Linked DNA regions of Mus musculus: region 2 is linked to region 1. A link is a loop called in an ENCODE intact Hi-C map of the cell type or tissue named here. Cell type or tissue: heart. All regions are shown on one strand. Links, peaks and the distances in the headings refer to the core of each region. The heading gives the core; the rest is flanking DNA.

What was found. A loop is a pair of places that touch in the nucleus more often than their neighbours do. Peaks named below come from ENCODE experiments on the same cell type or tissue, not always from the same donor. Only the 100,000 strongest peaks of a DNase experiment are listed, where the experiment ranks them.
Region 2: a loop joins it to region 1, with 3 times the contacts of the local background. A loop is called at or near these places in 4 of 42 quality-filtered maps.

What each region holds. Positions count from the first base shown.
Region 1 is chr1:190,691,583-190,699,906 of GRCm38, forward strand. No RefSeq gene overlaps it. Among named protein-coding and RNA genes, the nearest start is that of Gm38452, 35 kb to the right of the region's middle. In heart, for the core only: a CTCF peak has its summit at 4,191 (motif pointing left); no DNase peak of the experiment used is centred there; H3K27ac peaks cover 311 bases.
Region 2 is chr1:190,167,306-190,175,629 of GRCm38, forward strand. It overlaps Prox1 (prospero homeobox 1), which reads right to left and starts at 3,522. Exons shown (of 5, transcript NM_008937.3): 1 at 2,963-3,522. Prox1os (prospero homeobox 1, opposite strand) reads left to right here and starts at 2,991. Exons shown (of 2, transcript NR_151620.1): 1 at 2,991-3,123. In heart, for the core only: no CTCF peak of the experiment used is centred there; DNase peaks (open chromatin) are centred at 1,686, 3,436, 7,596, 8,066 and 1 weaker place; H3K4me3 peaks cover 7,685 bases; H3K27ac peaks cover 7,484 bases; H3K27me3 peaks cover 36 bases.

The sequences.
Region 1 (8,324 bases), core at 225-8,224:
GCAGCTGTTCCCACCACAGTGACATCTCCACCCGGCGGGCTTCCCGGTTAGTGAGAACCATCATTCATCATTCTAAGATCCATGGAGCTGATGGGCGTGAGGAGAGGACACAGAGGATGAGTGTGGGAAGGAAGTGGAGAGGGGAGGGGCTCAGCCCGGGTAGGAGTCCAGTTATAGCCTCAGTGCCCAGGCATTCTGGTTCTGTCCAATGGATATGTCTCTGTGTTCCTCTCTAGGCAGTGGCTCTGGAGGTGGGGGATCACCAGGAAGACACAAAAGGAAAGTGTGTGAGGTCCATCAAAGCTGAGAATGAGCCCTGCTATCGGCTTTCCAATCGCTGTGGCAAACCCTGGTTAGGGAAAGCGGTTATTCTTGTTCACACAGTAGACGGATCCAGGTCATGACAGGTTGGCCTGTTTGCTTTGGGCTTGGCAGGACCAGGAGCATATCATGGCCGGTGCACATGGACTTCATACCATTATGAGCCAAGAACCAAAGGAGAAAAAGAAGAGACCCAAAGTCCCCTTTTGAGCGTACCTCCCGCTGGTCTAACACACACACACACACACACACACACACACACACACAAACCCATCTATTAAAGACTCTAACCAAAGCACTTTCCTGGATCCCAAGCCTCCTGCTCATAGATCTGGGGACACCTAAGACTCAAACTATAGCAGCTCCCGGCTGTGTGCAAAATGCTGCAAACCAAACTGCTACAAGGGAAGATGCCCTCATCTCGGCTCGGTGTCTAGATGAAGGCAACAGCAGATCTGAGTCTTCCTACGCTCCGGAAGGGAGCACCTGGCCCAGCCTCTCCCTTGGCTTCCAGTTTGTGCGAGCTTTGGTGTTCCTTGACTTGTAGATACACCTCTCCAACCTCTGCTTTCATCTTTATGCAATGTTACAAAGACATATGTAGGCTTATGTATGTGTGTATGTGCATATGTGTGCATACTTATGTAGAAGTGTGTCTGTGTATATGTACGTGTACAAGCAGATTCAGATGTTTATATGTGTGCACATCTTTATATACACATATGTGTATATGTGTGAATATTGTGTATTTATGAATGTGTTATATATGTATATGTATGCACACATACATAGAAGTGTGTCTGTGTACATATATGTGTGCAGGTGTAACATATGTGTGTGTGTGTATGTGTGTATATATGTAGGCCTATGGGGAGGAGAGGGTTTTTGGGTTGTTTGGCTTTATTTTGGTATTTGCTCACTGTTTGAGGGGATACTAGTCCATCATAGCAGAGAAGGCATGGCATTAGGAGGCTCCAGTCCTGTGCGAGCACACAATGAAGTAAGACTCGTCTCCCCACATCTGACAGACCAGGAAGTGGGACCAGCTACAAGAAAAGATATGTCCCTAGTGATCCACTCCTCCAATAAGGCTCCCTCTGAGAACAGTGGTGCCATCTGGGAACCAAACCAGGACGGGGCCCAGCCCACTCCACTCTGACCGCAATGCCTCTTTGCAGGGTTAGAGCTTCATCCAGTGCTGCTGGATTGCAATGGACACCACACAGCTACGTTAGATCTCATTTCTAACCCTTCTACAGTCCTGCAAGGTAAGCATGTTACATACGATAAAAACAAGACCCAGAAAGACCACAGAACTTGCTAAAGACACCTGATGTAGCCTCTCCTTGGCAAGGGTGTGGGGGCTGGCAGCTGCCATTTCTTCCCTGGGACCCTGAAGCCCCAATGGAATGAGTCCTTCCTCATCCTGTGTAGCTTGACCTGGCAGGTTGAATGTGGTATGGAACCCTGGTGGCCTAGGAGGTGCAGTTGTGGGGTGAAGCAGGGCCCGCCTTGCTTGGCAAGAGTCTCCACCTGGCCCAAGCTCTGACAGACAAAACACTGTGTGTGTTATTATCACACAGTCACCTGGCCTCCAGAGTTATCAGTTACTAAATAATGAAACACAACGAAGCCTGCCTGCTACATATCTGGACTCCATAAATGTCAGCTTTCTCTTCCTGCCTCAAGGCTCTGAAACGGCCCTTCCTACTGCCACTGCATGCTTTCTGATCATGGAGTGCAAGCTCGCTGGCTGCTGTCAGAACAAGTAAAATACCAGTAACATTCAGCAGGCAGCAGCTAGGTAGCACCTATCACCAAAAGCCACCTTTACTGTTCACCTAGTTCATGTGTGGCAGTGATACCAAGTCACATGACAGAGCCTAGAAAATCTCCCAGCATTCTGAGTGCAAGCACCACCACCCTCCCCACTTTTCAGATAAGGCAACTGAGGGAGAAATGTTGGTTACTTTGGAACTCTACTCTGGTCTTCGCTCTGGGGTTTTGCCTCATCAGAGGGTGATCTGATGTCGGGGTCATCTTTGTCCTGTAGAAACTTGGGTTTCATCAGCTTGTAACAACACTCCTGTGTCCACCCAGATGGCATGCCTGCATTAATCAAGGGTGGCCAGAGAGGCCTTCAGAGCTGGCCTGAGGAGAAGAGGATGTAGTCCTTCCAGAGATAGACGGATCCAGGCAGATAGCTGAGCCAACAAAGTGTTTGCCAGGCAAGCATGAGGACCTGAGTTCAATCCCCAAAAATCCAAATATGGTGGCAGACGCTTGTAACCTCAGGGATGAGGGTGGAAATGTGCAGAATCCTGGGGCTTCATCCCATCACGAGCTCCAGATGAGTGGGAGACTCTACTTCAAAACGTAAGGCAGATAGAATGGTTCCTGTGGTTGATCTCTGACCTCCACATGCATGTGCACGCGCGCGCGTGCACACACACACACACTGGGGGAGAAATGTAAACCCTGCTCCTATTGTGTTATTGGCACAGCTCCCAAATGCTTTTCCCCTAGAAAAGCCACAGATCAATGCCCCAGATACCAAGTAAGAGTACTAAAGTCCAAATAAATGGAGTTTCCCTACACCCAAGATCTGCCATGACGACCCCAAGCTTAGAGGTGTGACCTCCTCATGCAGGCAAGGCCAGTATCCACTTCCAGACTCCGGCTTCTCAGACGAGGTGAGAATCCTTCACCCTCAATCCTCTCCTCCCTTTGACAACGGCAGCTTCCTGCAGCCTTGCCGTGCTGAAAGATTCCAGCAGCTTCCAAACAAAATTCGATGCAGCCACAGCTTGAGAAGTGCCCCGGTGCCCAGGCTCCCGGCCTTTGGGGCCATTATTCACTTAGTATCATTCAAAACAAATAAGAACGGTAAAACATCAGCTGGAGCCAGGCCAGGCCAGAAGGGACTGGAACATCTCATAAAACCGTAGTATTCCATAAATAGAAAGTATGAGAAAACGCAGGGAAAACAATGGTTTAGGACATTCTGACCTCCATCCAAACACAGATCACCTGAAATAACAGCATCGATGGGTGCCCATCTCAGAGACAACAGGAGCACTGGTAAGGACGCCCTCGACAGCAACCTCAGAGAAATAAAGCGAAATCCACCATACACAGGACAAGAACTTCAGCTTGCTCCCCTCTCTTCCAGCAGTTCAGAGAGAGTCCTCCAGCCACGCTCGCCCCAGCAAAGGAGAGGGGGCTGGGCTGGAACCTTCAAGTTAGACATAATAAAGACATTGGAAACAGTTCACAACATGCCCCTCCTTATCAAGGACAGCTCTGGTTTACGGTGTGTGTCCCTGTGTCATCCTTGGCCTGCAGATAATGTCTCCCATTCCAGCGCTCTGGGGGTCGCCACGGATGGCTTACCTCAAGGTCAGCCACTCACAGAAAGACTGTGGTTGGGATGTGTTGAAAATAAACAAACAAACAAAAAAATTAAAAAGAAAGCATAGTGGATAATCAAAATTCAATCACTCAAAATACAACCTGGTCCTAAAAAAATAAAAATTAAAAAAAAAAAAAACACAAGCAAAAACACAGATGGAACAAGAGTTCATATTGGTAAATAAAATAAGCCAAGAACAGAAAGAAAAGGAAAAGAAAAGAAAGGAAAAGAAAAGAAAAGAAAAAGGAGAGGTGGAACACTGCTCCCATCTGGAAACATGATGTGACTGGCACGACCTGATGATGTGACCACTACGTGACGTGATCACTTCTCTTCACGTCACTTGCTCCTCTAAACCTCTGGGACCTGGGTTTCTTTGGGGCTTGTATCCTCTCTCCAGAGAAGCTCTCAAAGGCTTTCTTCTCCAGAGGCCTCTGGAATCAGAACCGTCACACCCCCTAGTGGTAGCCTGATGAACCCCTTAAGTTACTCCACTCACCCCGCCCACAGGGGACAGTTCTCCAAGTGTTCCCCATCAACCTGGTGCTTCAGACAAGCAGCCCAGGAGAAAGGGGCTCCAGCCTTCAGACAAACCTGAAGACAATGAACGAGTCAGCTTTTCCCCGGTGGAGTCTGGCAGGTGTCGACCTGTTCAGGGCTCCGTGACTCGGCAGCCTCAGACTACAGTGGGCTCCACATCCATGTGATAGAACTTTTGGGAATTAACCAAATAACTACCCCTCACTGGATATAAATCATCACAGTACATCCAATAGTGTGTGTGTGTGTGTGTGTGTGTGTGTGTGTGTGTGTGTGTGTGTATACACATGTGTACAGGTGCCCACAGAGGCCTCGGTAGAGGGTCTGACCTTCTAGAGTAGGTCAGGACGTACATGTAGTTGTGAATCATCTGACATGGGTGCTGTGAGCCATGTCCTCTGGTAGAGCAGTGTGACTACTCTGGACCACAATGTCCCCCACAGGCTCAAATATTTGAATGTGTGGTCCCTCCCACCCACCCCCATTGGAGGAACTGTTTGTGAAGGATTAGGAGGTGTGGCCTTGTTAGAGATGTGTCACTGGGGGTAAGCTTTGGGGTTTCAAAAGCTCATACCATTCCCAGTTAGCCCTGTGCCTCCTGCTTTGAGATGTAAGCCCTTGGCTATCACTCTTCCACTATGCCAGCCTGCCTGCTGCCATGATGGCCATGGACTCCCCCTCTGAAGCTGTAAGCCCTAAATAGGCTTTCTTCTATAAGCTGCCATGGTCACTGTGTCTCTTCGTAGCAATAGAGCAGTAGCTAAGGCAGGCAGCAAATGCTCTTAACTGCTGAGCCATCTCCATCTCCTAGTACTTCCATTTTTAGACAGAGAAATTGATGGTCAGAGTGCTCAGTAATAGCCCATCATCAGATGAGACAGGGGGGTTTCCGTGAGTCCCAGTACACACTCTCCCAGTTGCCTCATCTAAAGTTAAATTAAATTAAAATGTCAAATAGCTTGCTTAGATGACCCAAAAGTCTGAGATCTTAATAATGACAAAATCAAATTCCCACTATGCCTGTCATTCTTCTCGGTCCCTGTGTCACTGGCTACAGGAAGCAAAACAGCAGGAAGCTTCTAGCTGAGAGAGAGAATGAGAGCCAGAGCCAGAGAGAGAGAGAGAGAGAGAGAGAGAGAGAGAGAGAGAGAGAGACTCACAGCACAGCACCTCTCAGTTATCTACAGAGGGCATGGGAACCCAATGACACACTCCTGGTGGCATTACAGAAACTGCCTGGTTTTCTGAGCCAACCATGATTTTCTTGTGTTTCCTGGGCCTGCTGGCGTGCTTTTACAGTGGTAGCACATTCTGTAGGCATTTTGAAATGGAGATTACAAATCACATTTTAAAATATTTTCTCCTTTCGTTTATTAAGGGAGGTTCATTCAAGCCATGGCAAGCATGTGGAGGTGGATTGCTCTCCCACCATGGGGGACCCTGGGGATTGAACTTGGAACAGCAGGCTTGACAGACCTTTACCACTGCGTCGTCTCACCAGTCCAATACCTCACATTTTAAATGTCACATCTAAGTGCATACTATGTTTAAAAGCTTAATTCTGACAATTCAGGTTTGGGCGTTTTATTACACTATTTTTTTAAGTTTGTTATTGTTGTTACTGCTGCTGCTGTCCGGCACTGTTTCTGACTCCTCCTCTTTGATTTTATGAAATAGAATCCAGAAGATAATTTCCCTTACCACTGAAAGTTTGGACTCAGGCACAGCTGGATCCAGGGGCTCACTGAGCCTCAGTGAATGAAACTGGAATAGGCTGCTAGAAAATGCCCCCGCCCCTTTCATGATTGACACAGACATCATCAGCACAGGGCTGAGCCATGCTTTCTGACGCTGGCAGTCTTGCAGTGATCCTTGCTGACTGTTTACAGAGATTAGATTTCCAGTCTGTACCGGCTGGGTTTGTGTCAACGTGACACAGCTGGAGTTATCACAGACAAAGGAGCTTCGGGTGAGGAGATGGCTCCATGAGATCCAGCTGTAAGGCATTTTCTCAATTAGTGATCAAGGATGGGAGGGCCCATTGTGGGTGGGACCATCCCTCGGCTGGTGTCCTGGGTTCTATAAGAAAGCAAACTGAGCAAGGCAGGGGAAGCAAGCCAGTAAAGAACATCCCTCCATGGCCTCTGCATCAGCTCCTGCTTCCTGACCTGCTTGAGTCCCAGTCCTGACTTCCTTTGGTGATGAACAGCAGTATGGAAGTGTAAGCTGAATAAACCCTTTCCTCCCCAACTTGCTTCTTGGTCATGATGTTTGTGCAGGAATAGAAACCCTGACTAAGACACCATCTGTAACACTGTCCCGTGCCCCATGCCTCTGCTGCTTCTCTGAAGACTACAGTAGGTCATGGGGCTTTCCGGTGCATTTACCTTAAAGGCTTAGTTCTTAGAATGTCAGTAGTATAGATCCATGTGTGCATGCACTGCTATTAATGGTCATTTCTCCCAGCGATAACACTTTATACTGGCAAAGCTTTCCCCTGTGTCTGTTTTACAAATTTACCATTTAAAGCTCCATAATTAGCCTGGCAAAATACATACGTTCCGAGATATAACTATAGTTCAAGGTCAATTAAGCTACAGGGGAAGAGAGGAGAAAATAAAGAGGGAGATGGGCATGTACATATTTAAATTCACATTATGTGTGTGTGTTTGCAAGACACATATAAATGGCAAATAGGGAAACTTCACAAAAAAAATGAAAAGACAGACAGCTAGATAGCCCCAGATTTTAATGCCACCCCCAAGGTAGAACAGGTGGCGAAAATATAATAAAACATGTTGCAAGGAACTTGTCATGAATTTTAAAAACAAAAACGCCTACAGACCAAATAAGCTGCTCTGACACTGGGCTAAATCCGAAGTTCCCGAACTATTTTAAATGACAAAGCAGAAGCTCCCTAGAGAAGGTCCAACAGAAATGGTTTGAGGGCAATTGCTGCTAAACTCATAGAGAGAGGAACTTGGAGAGAGGACGAAGCCTGCTCTCTCTGCCACAAAGGCCACGTGCAAACGTCCACAGCCAGACCATGTGCAGGACCAAGGTGTGCCCACAAAGGCCCCTGGGAGCCTCCCGTGCTCCATTGTTGGTGGGTTTCTCAATGCACATGTGACAGGATGCTGGGCTCAGGCTCATGGGCAGCCACTCCAGGACCCCATGTGAAATAGGCCAGAGATAGAGGTTCTAGCTAGTACAGGCTGACCCCCCCACCCCACGCTCAGCAGTGCCCACCCTCACACCCTCATCTGTTTGGCCATTGCAAGCACCAGCCTGTGCTTTGTTCTTGGCCAACCATATATGAAGAAGTCACTTCCGTGGCCCCTCCCTGACCTCTGGGAGGCTGGGTGCTGCACAGAGGTCACCTTGGTCTACTTTCTACTATCAAAGCGGCTGGACCGACAGCATCGATCTCTGTCTCTTCCAGCACTGTGTTGACTGCAGTATGCTTCTAAAGATAATCTAGGAGATGCACATAGTGTGCACCTCTGAAATTCCACCACTTGGAAGGCAGAGGTGTGTCATGAGTTTGAGGTCAGCCAGACCTATACAGTAAAACCCTATCTTAAAGGGGCTGTAGGTGTAGTTCTGTGGTAGGGTGATTGCTGAATGCACAAGGTCCGGAATTCAAGGCCCAGCACCAGAGGTTATGCAAGAACGAAGGGTAGAAGAATTAGCATCCCTGCTTTCTTCCCTCATAAATCCAAGCATCTAAAGAGATCTGGAAAGAGGAGAGCTGAGCTGCACAATGAACAGGAAGCCTGTGTCCATATGGACCTGTGACTGCCTCTGGGTACCAGCATTCTGTTGCTATGCAAAAGTGAGGAGGGAGGCCAGAGGGCTGAATCTTAATTCACAGAATCTTGATGCTTAAATATTTGGTTCCCAACCACCAGAATGACATTGATCAAAAGGAGCCCCCTGGAGATGTAACTCGGTTGGCAGAACCCTTGCCTAGCATGCACAAAATTCTGAGTTCAATTCCCACCCAACCTGAGAAAACCGGTCCCTGTGTGCCAGGGAGACCTGCACATCA
Region 2 (8,324 bases), core at 142-8,141, 520 kb before region 1:
CAGGCACATAAAATATCAGTAAGTGCCAAGCATGGCTAATGCCTATTAAAAATAAGGTATATGAAGATAGTCATAGGTAACATTTTAATTATTAAAATCTTCAAAAGCATACAAAGAAAGTTATAGAAGGGGGTGACTAATGTTTAAGTTAAAAGACTAAGTGACATGTATCTTTCATTTTCATGGAAACAAAGACAAATAACCCCAAATAACAAAACTAACCAACAGGAATGTTTATCATCTGGCCTATTCCCATACAACTCAAACAGGAGACACGGCCTCAGAAGGTTAAGTTTTAAGAACCTAGACAGACTTACATAGAAATCCCAACATCTCTCCTGCACAAAAGCAGACTTTCTTCTTTCTCACTGCAAGCAGCCTGTTTCATTCTGAAAACACTCAGAAGTTCTTGCAAGAAACTCTTCATAGAACTGGCTGCCCAGATCTTCCATCAAATAGCAAAAGCCCAGCTCCCTCTCACAGACTTAGATTCTCCCTCTCCATCAAAGTCCTATCTAGGACACCTGGCACATGTCTGATACAATGGCAGGCACGGTTCACTTTATGAGAGTATTTAACACAGGGTTTGAAAGAGTTTAGGCACACACTTATTCTTTTGGGGCAGGGAGAGAAAAAAAACACTACAAAGACAAGCTTTAATAGCCTTCACAGTTGTGAACTGGCTTTGGTATTTTAGGCAGTTACAAACTACTCATTGCTGTGCAACACACACACACACACACACACACACACACACACACACACACACACACACACACACACACACACGAGATTCCCCCCAACCCCCCTTCTAAGCACCGACTTGCCAGAGAGGCATAAACTGGAGGGAAGCAAAGAGAAAGTCAACTCCTTCCACCTGCTGCCCTGAAGTGGGGGTTGGGGGTGGGGTTGCTTTTGGCAGGCTGGCAGACAGAAGCCTGAGATATGACCTCAGCAGTCACCTGCCAACATCCTTAAGACAAATACACAAATACAAACTACCCCCCCCCAAAAAAAACCCTCTCACGGCAGGGGCTCAGACACAACAGCCAAGAGCCTGATTCCCATTAGCCTGACAATCCCGTTAAGGAGAACCACCATAAATTCACAAACCCCTTCGTCCCAGAAGCCTGGAGTCTGGAGCTGTACAGAAAGACAGACCCCAGGAAACTTGCACCTGTCTTTCTTGACACAACACACCTGTCCAGCCCTGTCCATGTGCGTTCTGTTAACAGACTTTTGCCTGACTGGTTTAGGAGAGGAAATGATTTTTTTTTTTTTTTTTTAACAGAGGGGCATGGGAAGGGGGTGGTAAAAAAGCAGGCAGAACTCGGAAAGGGAGAACAAGAGGGAGACTCTGAGAGAGGAGGCCACCCTGGGCTTGTTCTGTTTTCATTAGCTTAAGGAGACAACACAGATCTTCTAGGAAAAATAGAAGCAAGCAGGTGCGGTTCCAGCCTTCCCCGAGGCAGAGAAGGGCTCTGGGCTGCCAAGAACAGCGTTTCGCGCTCCAACCAGCAACCTTGGGCTACTTAAGACTGTCTCTCAGCCCCTCCTTCGGCTTCTGCTCTGAGCCGCCAGGAAGACTCAACTTCCCAAGAAGCTAGGCAGGGGTGGGAGAGTCTGAGTGTGGCTCGCTGCTCTCCCCCGGCCCCCATCGCTCTCTGCATAGGCGCTCAGTTTAGCAGGACTAACCGGCTGGCGCAGCAAAGGCAACGACAACTTGCTCAGCTGGACTTTGGGTGAGGTCTACCGCCCCCCTCCCCGTCTCTTCCCCTTGTCTGTTCAGGCAAGATAGCAGCTCTCCCCCTTCCTCCCGCCCTCCTCGTCCTTCTTCTCAGCAACAATCACTCTCACCTCTCCACTCTGCTGGGCTCTTCTCCTCCCTCCCCAGTCCTAGGAACTGGGGCAGCAGAGTAGCGGCACTCAGCGAGGCCAGGGCGCAGCTGCCCACCACCCAAGCGTGCCAGTAATGGCTGGGAGCTTCTTCTCGTCTATGGGCGGCCCAAGCACAACCCGACCCCGGGCCGGCCCTCTTCGGTGCGGCGTCCAGGTCGCCCCACTAGCGACCCCTGAGGCTCTCGGGCAAACTCCCCCTACTCAGTGCTTCCCAGCGCGGCGCAAGCAGACTGGGTGGACTGGCACCGCGCTCGCTCCTCCGTACCGGACCGTCCCCCAACTCGTCTCTCCTCTGTTGCAGAGCTGGGTGCAAGCTCCCGGCGCTGAGCACACAGAGGAAAGTCACCGGGCGCCCCCTCCTCCCCGCCCTCTTCCCCACGGCCGGCCCTCTGCCCCGGGTTAAAAAAGGAGAAGTGAAAGGTATGCAAACAGCAAGCAAATAGGGAAAGCCGGGAAGAAAGGCAGCTAGAATAAACAAGACAAAGGGAGAAGGACTCGGGGACAGGCCCTGGAGTTTCAACTCCCGGAGAAGAAAAAGAAGAAGCTGGGAAGATTGCAAGAAAAAAAAAATCTAGAAGAACAACAACCAAAAGGGACTCATCCCCCTCGCGGCCCCCTCCCCTGAAAAGAGTGCAAGAAAAATAAAGAAATAAAAATAATACAAAATAAAAGAAAGCCAGAGCCTCAGCGCATCCCAGACACAGTACACAAAAGGTGACAAGATCAGCGACAAGTCCAGCAACACCAGCCTCCCCCCATCGCCACCATCATCCCAGTCACCGGCAGGCGCGAGAAAGAAATAAAAGCCAAGCAGGTCACTTACTCTTCGTTTACTGGGAGGAGCGGAGCTCGGAGTTCCACTGAGCCTCCTGCTTAGAAAACTGTTTTTAGAGGCTATTTGATCACGATTCATGTAAATAACACCATTTTCCCCCTTGGAAAAAGAATGTTTACACGGGTGTGAGTAACGGGAGGCTCTTCTCTCTCTTTCCCATTCAAGAACGAGCCAGTGCGAGCGATTCTGGAAAAGGGGAGGGGACAGCAACCGGGTGAAGATACTTACGCGGTGCGGGCAGCAGCGGGGCGCAGCCACTCTCTCTCTTTCTCTCTCTCTTTCTTTTCACTCTCTCTCTCTCTCCCCCTCTCTTCTTCTCTTGCGGGCAGAGAAGAAACCCACGCGCGCACGCGGTGATGTCTTACTGGTGATAATTGGCCCAGGGGTCGGTGAGTCTGTGCGGGAGCGAGTGATCTGGGCGAGTGCTGAGAGGCGAGGGGAGAAAGGAGGGAGGGGAGGGGAGAGGCGCGCAGGGCAGAGCCGGGAGCCCGGGGAAAGAAGGGGAGAGAGAGCGGAGAAGGCGGCGAGGGCTGGAGCGCGGAGCGGTGGCCCGAGGAGCAGCGGGCACGGCGGAGAGGCTTGTGTGCGCCGCGCGGCTTCCCCGGCTGCAGTGGCCGTCGCTTTCCCAGCGCTCTCTCAGCTGAGGGCTCCGCTCCACAACAAGATTTACTTTAAGACACAGCTGAAGGAAACAGGAAGACTGCACGTCACAGTCCCACTGACGTACCCGGTCCCAGCACCCAATCGCGAGGCGCCTTCGGATTCAAGGGGGGATAGCGAGGCAAGAGAACTTGTGAGGAAAAAAATATACATATATATAAAAGGGGTGGGGGTGAGGGGCTGGGGAGAGAGGAGGAGAGGGGGGCCCAGCGCTCCCCCGCCCGGGCCACCAGCCCCGGCCCCCACCCCGCCCTGCCACTGCTTGGGGCGCCTGGATCGCCGCGCCCCGGCCGCCGCGAGCCATCTGCGGGCGTTGTGCACCGCGGCGCCCGGCTCACACTTGCTCTTCCAGGACGCAGGTCTTTTTTTTTTTTTTTTTTTTTTTTCCATTTCACTGACACAGATGATGGAGTTCTCCCAGCGGCCGGGAGCACTCCCCAGACTGGGATGGAGGAAGGCTCGGAAAAGTATACAGGATAAAAAAAAGTGGATATTTTAAGGGTCGGGGTGGCATAAAGGGCGGAATGTTGTGGGGGGGGGGCACAACTCGTTCTGCTTTGGAAATGATCATAGATAGTATCAATAGGACCAGTCACCCTAGTTTCCTTTTAAAGAGGATGAGCAAACACAGGTAGGCTTAGGTTTTAAAAAATAAATAAGTGCCAGAGATTTCACACTGGGGCCGCTAAGTCTGATATTAAAAACCTCTACCCGCACTGGCTGAGTCCCAGTCAATCAGACCTCAGAATTTATAGGAATTCGCCCCCGATTACCTTTAAAAGTATTATTTCAATTGTAGGCATAGTGACCACATATGCTATAAACATCGTTTCTGGCCACCCTTCTCCAGTTCGCACATCCCTACATGGCCAAAGAAACTAGTTCGATATAGGATTCACATGATTTCGAAGTCTGAATGACAAACTTAAAAGTTTATTGGGCAAGACATCTCAGACTCTAATACTTAAAGCCACATAAAACACACGTTGGTTTGACATCTTGGGTGAAAATTAGCAGCAAGGTTTCTTCAGATAACGTGGCTCTTAAAGAGGGCCTTGGCTTTCCTTGACAAATGCTGAAGAGCCTCCAGCCTCAGCTTGAATGGTCCTCTCCCTGGGCACAGTTAACAGCAGCGCTTACTAAAGAGGCAGTGTGGACATAAACACTCCATAAACCCCGAGCCTCAAGAGCTGAGAAGCACTTTAAATGTTCATACCTAGGAGATTAGAGACTTTTACAAAAGGTGCTGTGGGGACAAGAATTTTTTCTGAGTCCCTCCAATTCAATCAGATCAAAGGTTGAAACGTGTTGTGACAGGGTATTTATAAGATGCGAGTACACCAGCAGACCCGCCGCCATCGTCTGCCGCGCACACTCTAGGACCTTCTCCGATTTATCAGAATGGGAGAGGATATTAATCCCCTGTGAGTCGAACAACGGTGTCAGTGTGTATGTCTGAAGTGTGTGCCCTGTGGGAAACTTTTGGCAGGCACGGAATTCAAATATTGAAAAGGACAGGGGGGGGGAGGGAGAGAGAGAGAGAGAGAGAGAGAGAGAGAGAGAGAGAGAGAGAGAGAGAGAGAGGTAGGTGGGTGTGCAGGAAAAAAAGCTCACCTAAGCACACCTATCCGTCTTCCCACCTCCTTGACTGCCTGAAGACTTTCCCGAGCTCAAGTCGGGAAACAGCATTGCCCAGCGCTTGCTCAGTACACTACCCGCACCTCCAATGATGGACTCCTGTCGTAAATCGGGGCCAGGGAGTGAAATTACCCACTCACGTGCCCGTTAGATGGGGGTGAAATATGGGTTGGACACCTTTGAGGTAAACGGATGTACTGAAAAGGGTGGAATTTGGGATTCGAGAATTTTTTCGACCCTTTATTTTTTCTCTTGAAGAATCTGTTTGCGCTTGTAAGTTAGCGTCAGTTCGACGGCTAAAAGGGAGGATACAGAGGAAGGAAGAAAGGAGGTTGGAGGGGGAGAAAAGAGGCAAGGGTGGACGGAGAGATTCCACTCTGTTGTAGTTTGTTGTAGTTGCACTTAGCGTTCGGACGCACGCTTTGCACATGACACGATTGGGATCTGGCGGCGGGAAAAGTTTCCTGCGTGCCCTCAAATAAGTCATTTATCAATCTCGCAGAGGGACAAAATAGGCCTGACATAAAGCTGGGGTAACCACCAGACAGACAAGCAAACTCCCCACCGACAGCCTGCGCCTCTGAGGCTCAGCTGCAGCAGTTCGCAGCCCGCAGTAGGGCACAGGAGCTGCGCGTGGAAAGCCGAGCGCTGGCCATGCTGGGCGTGTGAGCTGGGGTGGCGACCTGGGGTTCTGAAAGGTTTAGCCGAGCCCTGTCTTGCCCCCTAACTGTCCAGGCCACGCGTGAGCCAAGCTCCCGGCGTGCTGTCTGGCCAGGGCTTAAGCGGAGCTCCCCTGGGTTCCAAGCCGCACTAGAGCAGTCGCGGTCGTGAGGCCCAGGGCCCCTATCTCTGCCGACTCGCGGTTTGTTTTCTGATAGAGAAAAAGCTATCAGTCAGCCTGGAGACCAGAGGTGTCCTAAATACCGGCTACATCTGCGAAGTCAGGGGCCAAGCTCCTTGCAAACCATTCTTTTGCCCATCCTGGCCAGCACCATCCTAGACACTTAAAGTGAGCACAAGTTCTGATTCGTCTTGGGATGAGCCGCGCTCTTGCAGGTTGTACTAGTGGCTTATCTGAAGAGTGATTAAAGTGTTGTTAGCGAAAAGCAGTTGTGCATCCGGGCTGAACACACTTTGCCTTGACTTTTTCCTCCTGTTTCTTCTTAAAAACCCTTAGGGGCCAGGAAGGGAAAGCATTGCTTTATAGGTCATCTGAAACCTTACAAACAGCAGGCACCAGTGCCTAAAAGATGTTGGGGGCGGGGGGGGGGGGGGTCAAGCGGATCCAATGAAGAGGCAAACCGAGAGCGGGATGCTGGAGAGCCTTGGAGGCCTCCTGCCTGCCCACCCACCCACCACCACCCACCTGAGGAGGGGACGAGAGGGAGGTCGCTGTAGCAGCGGGAGCAGACCAGCCTGCTGCACGTCGCCTAGAGGCGGGCTGACGGCTGGCCTCTTCCTCTCCTCCCCTGTTCCCAGCATGACGCCTAACCCAACCTGGATTTGTTCTGAGTGGCGGGGGAGAAAGTGAAATGCCACCAGATCAGTGGCAAGTAGCAGCTGTGGCAGCTCTCTCTTGGGGACGCCACTGCACAGAAGCCTCGAGTGATGTTTGTTTAACCAACAGCTTTCAAAGTAAACACCAGCGAGTCCCTCCAAAGAAGTTGGGAGCCATGAGGACTGTCAGAAAAACTGATTTAAAATAATAATAATAATAATAATAATAATAATAATAATAATAATGATAAAGCTTTCTCCCCACCAGAACAAAAAGAGCACCCACCCACACACATTTTACCATAAAATGGCACAGGATCGCCACACTCGTAAACATTCATAGGAAAGACTTAACACGCAACAAGGTGACCTCAAAGAAAAACACAACCCCACGGGAATGAAGGGTTACTGGTGACCGAGGGAGTGTGTGTCATAGGACAGCTTGATGCGGGGAAGTGGACAGAAACGAACAAAGGGCCAGGGGAGGGTATTCCCTGCCCTAGAAGAATAAGGAGTAGGCTGGAAGCTATTCTCCGCCAGCCCTGGCTTTGCCTCAGGCACCGAACTTTCCAATATCAAGATATTAACAGATGGTGCGGAGCGCAGGGAGGGCTCTTACTTACATAACCCAGCCACTGCACCGGGCTGCGATGCGAGAGGCACTCGCCAGGCCTTCGGTGGGGCTGCTCAGACTCCCTGAGATTGCTTGTTCATCTGCAACCCCTCCCAGGCTTTGAGGGCCAGGGTGCAGAGAGTCTGTGATTTCGGTTTTGTTTCTTTCTTTCTTTCTTTTTAAACACACACACACACACACACACACACACACACACACACACACACACACACACACACAGAGTTATCTTATCTTCTTCAGTCCACAACAGGGAAACTGGAAGAGCGCTTTGGTCAGAGATAAGCGGTGGGACTCCTGCGGAGACAAACAGGGTGCTCTTCCCCGTACTTGGAGGTGTCACAGAGTGGAATGTTCCCTCTCTCACACACACACCAACACACTCGCCGCCACCACCAGTGGGTGTGATCAGCCAGTCTTGCTGTCAGCGAAGTACAAAAGGCAGGCTCCGGCCGCAGGGGCGCGGGAGTGGGGTGGGTGAGAGTGCTCGTGTCAGCAGACTCCACGGCACGCGGGGCACAGTGGGCAAAATCACGCCAAGCCTCTGGGCACCGCCACTCTTTCCAGCCTGGCAGGGTTGTAATGCTCTACGAGAGTGGCCGCGTGGCCTTCTGTTGTCTTCATGCCCAAGGCCACCTCTCTCCGAGTCGGAGCCCCCTCGGTGCTGGCTTTCCAAAGCCTGCGAGGAACACTCCCGCTGTACTGGAAAAACTATGGGAAGGGCTGGAAGGCGGGGAGTGTGTTCGGCGGGCGCCAGGCGCGAGCGGGGCTCCCACGCGGTGCCCCCTGTCCTCACTCCTGCCTGGCCTTCTCCGTTGGTTCGCAGCATCCAGGCCGGGGGGGATAGATGCTGTGGCTTGTTCGCCGCCGAGCGTGCAGGGATCCGGGCCACCTGCCCGCTGCCTGGCCTGCCCCCACCCGTGTCCTGCGGCCCTCGCCTCCTTCCTTAGCAGCCATAAGCTGCCTTTCAGCTCGGTTCGCCCCGGTTCGGCGCACACCGGACCGAACAGGGCAGCCACCTGATCCCAGGCCGCGAGTGTCCCACGCGGCAGGGAGATGTGGGCCATCGCCAGGCCCGCGCTGTCCCCGCCATGTCCCCTCCCCCGCCTGTTGCTGCGGAGGTGGCGCGCCAAAGCTGGTGCAGACACTGGTGCTGAGATGGGG